Regions from separate parts of the Homo sapiens genome. Here region 2 is linked to region 1. A link is a loop called in an ENCODE intact Hi-C map of the cell type or tissue named here. Cell type or tissue: MCF 10A. All regions are shown on one strand.

Region 1 (2,500 bases):
GCGAGCCGAGGCCCCGTTCTCTGTTAGGATCACGGGGACTGCCCCAGGCAGCTGCTGGGCCCGGTCGCGGACCTCGGCCAGAACATCCTCCCAGAACACAGAGGAATCTGACATCAGTGGCCTCCCTTGGTAGAGGTGGGGAGCCGAGGGGCGGCAGTGTGGAAGGGCCATCGGCCTAGGTCTTTCGTATCCCCTCCGGCCTCTCGGGGCTGTGCGTTCGGAAACAGCGAAAGGAACGGCCTCAGGAATCTGGCCTCAGCCGGAGCACTGGTGAACACAGGCTCCCGTCGCGCCAAGGGAAGTAGGAAAAGCTGCTTCCGGGCGGAGGGGCTGCACTTCCGGGGCCCGCGTCCCCCGGCGGCTTCGCCGAGAAGGGGCTTTGGGAGCTTAAGGGCGCCGGCACGCGTTCCCCTGGCGCAGAGCTCGCTAGCCGGGGCGCGGGCTGCCTCCTTGTTCTGGTGTGATCCGAATGTAACGGAGCGGACTTTGGGATCCAGAACCCCGGACTGAGGTTGTGCTTGGCTTGAGGGGCGGGCTGGTAGGTCAGCCCCCTTGGGGCGTCGTTGGTCCTCTCCAGGCGTGTCACATTCTGCCCGCACATGGTGCCTTGGTACTCCCCAAAAGTCATGCCTTGATTTTTCTTACTAATAATAGTTTACACTGTTTTACCGCTTCACTGCTTCACGTAAGTAAAGTAATTATTTCAAAAGGAAATGTTGGTCATTTATAAAATGGTGGTAAAGATGGTACAGCGGATTAATGTGAGGATTAAATGAGATGATACATGAAAGTGCTTAAAACAGTACAGGGTACTTACCGTTATTATTGTTAAGTAGAAAGTGAGTTCTGGGAAACAGTGGGTGTATGGTCCTTCACAGCAGGTTTTGGAAACGTCTGATTTCCAGCCTACCCTCCTTCCTCCTGTTGCCGTCTGTTGCCTGATTGTTCTCACTGGCTGAAAGGAGATAATCCCTGCCACTCCATTCATCACTGAAAATTCTTGTCAGTTTGGTTGCTTAGGTACCTACTAAGAGTTGCCAGCAGGTGGCCCCAGAGCACGCGGTTATGTTTGTCTTTTTGGGTCCCATGTTTAATTAGTAATTTAGTAGGGACGTATTGAATACTTATTCCACACTATGGTACACTGTACCAGGGGATATAGGGATGCCTGAGGGTGTGGGAGGCCGACCCTGGTCTCAGGGAGAATATAAATGATTTATTATTCTGGTCTTTCACAAGATTTTGGCCTTTTTAAAGATCGATTCATGTATTCATTCAACAAATATTTATTGGATGTTTACTCTGTTCCAGTTTCCACTCAGAGATGTGAAGTATATCAATGAATAGAATAGACAAAGATCTTTGCCTTCATAGAGATCACATTCTAGCACACAACAATAAAGATAATAAATTATGTAAAATGTTAGAAGTGTTATGAAAAAGAAAAAATGTAGACCAGTGTTTGTGTGTGTGGGTAGGGTTGGTGGGATGGGCAGGTTGCAGTATGAAATAGAGTGGTTAGTATTAAATAGGCTTCATTAGGAAGGCAAGATTGAGCAAAGATTCAAAAGATGTGAGGAAATTAGTCAGATCTGGCGGGAAGTGTGTTCTAGATATGAAAAAATTGGAGTTATTACATTTACTCCTTTAAAGATGAGGTAATTGAGGTTCAGATAAGTAAAGTAACTTGTTTAGGGTCTCATAAGAGGTTTCTAACAAAACTGGTCTGGTTTCATGTCCTCATTTCCAGTCGTGTTCATTCACCAGATCACATTACCACTTGGTGTTTTTAGGGTGATGGAGACTTCACAATACATAACTTGCTTAAATCATGACTAAGGTTATCTTGGCATACTTCCCATCATTGGGTAATACCAAATTCTCTGTGATCTTTCTTTTTTTACATAATCAGTAAATATTTATTTTGCTAACTGGTGTGGAGGATAGAAATGAGGCATAAAGCCTGTCTCCTGCCCGTAAGGGACAAATAATCTATACATAACCATTTTGGCCTTCATCTCTTTTTCATCTACTTTCCCCATTTCCCCCAAGACAAGCCCACTGATAATCTGTACCTACAGCTTAGAATTAGGTCAGGTCCTTAAACTTGGTCACCCATTCTTGGTTTGTAGGTTCCAGAATTTCACTGGATTCCTTTTGCTGACAGTTGTTGTGCCTCTGGTTATCCCCCAAGTCTCTACTCCCTTTATCCTGTGTTGAACTTGTCTATGAGACTGAGCTTATGCTATGCTTTTCACTCCTCAATTAGATATCCCATCTGGATCCTTAGTTCCCCTCTAGAACTGCCTCCTTGTCTCTTGTAGTCTCAGTTGTTGATCTTTCCACTTGAGTGGAGACTTTGCATTGCTCCTATTTGGGAGTTGTGCCCCTTGTTCGCTGTGCTTGCTCCCCTTGAGCTGCCTCTCTGAGCCTGAGTCAGTTCTCTTCACCTCTGGCCCAGGGAACTCTGGACATGTGCCACACCCCTTTCCCTTCATGC
Region 2 (2,500 bases), 340 kb after region 1:
TGTCAGCACCATCCATTTATCCATTTTAAGGTTCTCCACAATCCTTTCACCCAATGATATAAGCACCTCTTGGTTATTGTTTCTAGACCCACTTTTTTTTCATTATGGGTTAATAAACAGTAACTTTCTCTCCCTCGTCTTCATTTATTAACTGGATTTTTTAATAAAAAATAACTTTCCTCATCAATTATCTGGTAATCCAAATTACAGTTTTATAGGAAATATAGAGTAAATGCAAAACTCCTCCTCTTGCCAGTTTTCAGAATAATAAGTTGGTGGCCCAACAATTTCCAAAGATAACTCTTTTTATTTTTTTAAAATAGTATCATTATAGATTCATGGGTTTCTCTTTTTCTTTAATGCATCTTGATCAATTGCAATGATTATTTCTCTCATTTTTTAGACACTGGGAGTTCTTTAAAATTGCCTCCTGTGTTTTTTTTTTTTTGACACAACCCCCAGAGTCTACCATAGTTTGCTTGCTTTCTGGTACAATAAGATATCCTGGGCTAATTCTGTATATTACCTGCCTCAGATCTAGACCCAGGTATTTCTCCAGTGGTTTCTTGCCTTTTTTTTTTATTTTTTTTTTTTAGTGGTAAATGGTATGTAGAGACCTTACTCTAGACACTATGGAGACAAAATGTGACTGCGTTTTTATTGTTGCGAGATTTTTTTTGTGAGCAGTTAGAAAACACATTTTAAAAGAATGAATTAATAACCAATTCAAATTTAACATTTCAGAATAAGCACTTAACCTCTTTGGTTCTATACTTGCATTTTTTTTTCTTATGCTGAAAATTTTGTTTTCTCTTTGTTTTATCCTACAATATGGCTATGTTTTCTTCCAAGTGATAATGCGAACATTATTATTATCAGTAAGATCATTCAATGCTATTTACATTTTCTTTGAGACTCATTTGTCCTTGGAATAGAAATGTGGAGTAAAAATGTGCTTTAGAATTACTTGCAGTAATTCTTTTCTGTATATAGTTATGCCACCAACCCTGATATGCATTTGGACTTATTTTGGTTTGTTTTTACTGTTTGTAGATTTTTATTTAATAATTTTGTTTTTAATTATGTATATAACATTTACATTAATCCAAAGTCAAAACTATCAAACAAGATGTATTCAACAAAGTCTAGCTTACATCTTTGTCCCCCTTCTTCCTCCCTTCTGTTCCATAAGTAATCATTTGTATTAGTTTTTATGTTTAGCCCACATTTTCTTTAAGGCATTATCTCTTAACTGTATTTTTTAACACTTTTATGTAGGCAAGAGGGATGATGCTTACCTACATCATAAAGGAAGTAGCACTGTCCTATTTAAACCCCCGCCCCAGGAATCCAAATCCTGTGCTCCTTCCTCTGTCCCATGCTGCCCTCTACAGACACCTCGGGGAATTTCAAGGAGAGGCAGCTGTCAGTTCTTCCTGAGGTTAGATGTCCAAATTAAGCAGACTCTTTGTGCTTCAGTGATACTACCTTCTACTCTAGAATTTTGTAAAAATACGTATGCGAACCTTTTTGGGGCTCCAGGCAGTGCTTGGTGTCCAGGCGAAAATGTGTGAATAAGCAAGCACTCGTGTGTGTTGGGAAAACAAATTATCCCTAAATGCTGTCATTTTCTCTTAACACCAGCTGCGATGATGTGGAATTGAGGTACAATTAAAACCCATGAAATGTTCTGCAAGTTTAAAATGACCATAGGTTTAAATATTTTTTTTTTCTATCTAATTCAATGTAATTTTAAATTGTCTTGACAACTAGGCAGAAAATAGAAACTACAACTTTCCTAAAGAAAATTCCTGGCCGGGTGCAGTGGCTCACGCCTGTAATCCCAGCACTTTGGGAGGCTGAGGCAGGCGGATCACCTGAAGTCAGGAGTTTGAGACCAGCCTGGCCAACATGGCGAAACCCCGTCTCTACTGAAGTACACAAAGTAGCCGGCGTGGTGGCTGGTGCCTGTAATCCCAGCTACTCAGGAAGTTGAGGCAGGAGAATTGCTTGAACCCGGGAGGCGGAGGTTGCAGTGAGCCGAGACTGGGCCACTGCACTCCAGCCTGGGCGACAAGAGACTCTGTCTCAAAAAAAAAAAAAAAAAAAAAAAAAAAAAGAAAAAAAAGAAAGAAAATTCCTAACTGGGCGAGTGCATAAGTAAGACAGAGTTAAAATCCTACGGTACTGGGTATTGTTTACTCCCAAAGGGTTTCTTCCAAGTCTTCTCCGCTCCCGTCGGGCCTCCTGCCGGGGCGGCAGGAGCAAAGGTGGCGCCGTTCTGTACACAGACATGTTCTAGCGTTCTAGCGTCCCCAGTCTCTTCCCTCTTCGTTCTGCTCCCTGAGGCACCTAGAAGCAAAAGAAGGTTTTGTTGTTGTTGTTTTGTTTTTGTTTGTTTTGTTTTTTGAGAAAGGGGCGCGAAGCAGGGTGCGAATGGATCCCTAAATTCAGGTCGTGGCTGGCTTTCCCAGCATCCAGTTTCTGCTTAGCAAAGATC

What was found. Peaks named below come from ENCODE experiments on the same cell type or tissue, not always from the same donor. Only the 100,000 strongest peaks of a DNase experiment are listed, where the experiment ranks them.
Region 2: it touches region 1 in a loop (10-fold over the local background); 3 of 110 quality-filtered maps call a loop at or near these places.

What each region holds. Positions count from the first base shown.
Region 1 is chr1:152,188,971-152,191,470 of GRCh38, forward strand. It overlaps CCDST (cervical cancer associated DHX9 suppressive transcript), which reads left to right and starts at 333. Exons shown (of 8, transcript NR_186765.1): 1 at 333-511. In MCF 10A, a CTCF peak has its summit at 1,057 (motif pointing right); DNase peaks (open chromatin) are centred at 1,031, 1,821 and 2,481.
Region 2 is chr1:152,532,136-152,534,635 of GRCh38, forward strand. No RefSeq gene overlaps it. Among named protein-coding and RNA genes, the nearest start is that of CRCT1, 19 kb to the left of the region's middle. In MCF 10A, a CTCF peak has its summit at 1,381 (motif pointing left); a DNase peak (open chromatin) is centred at 1,366.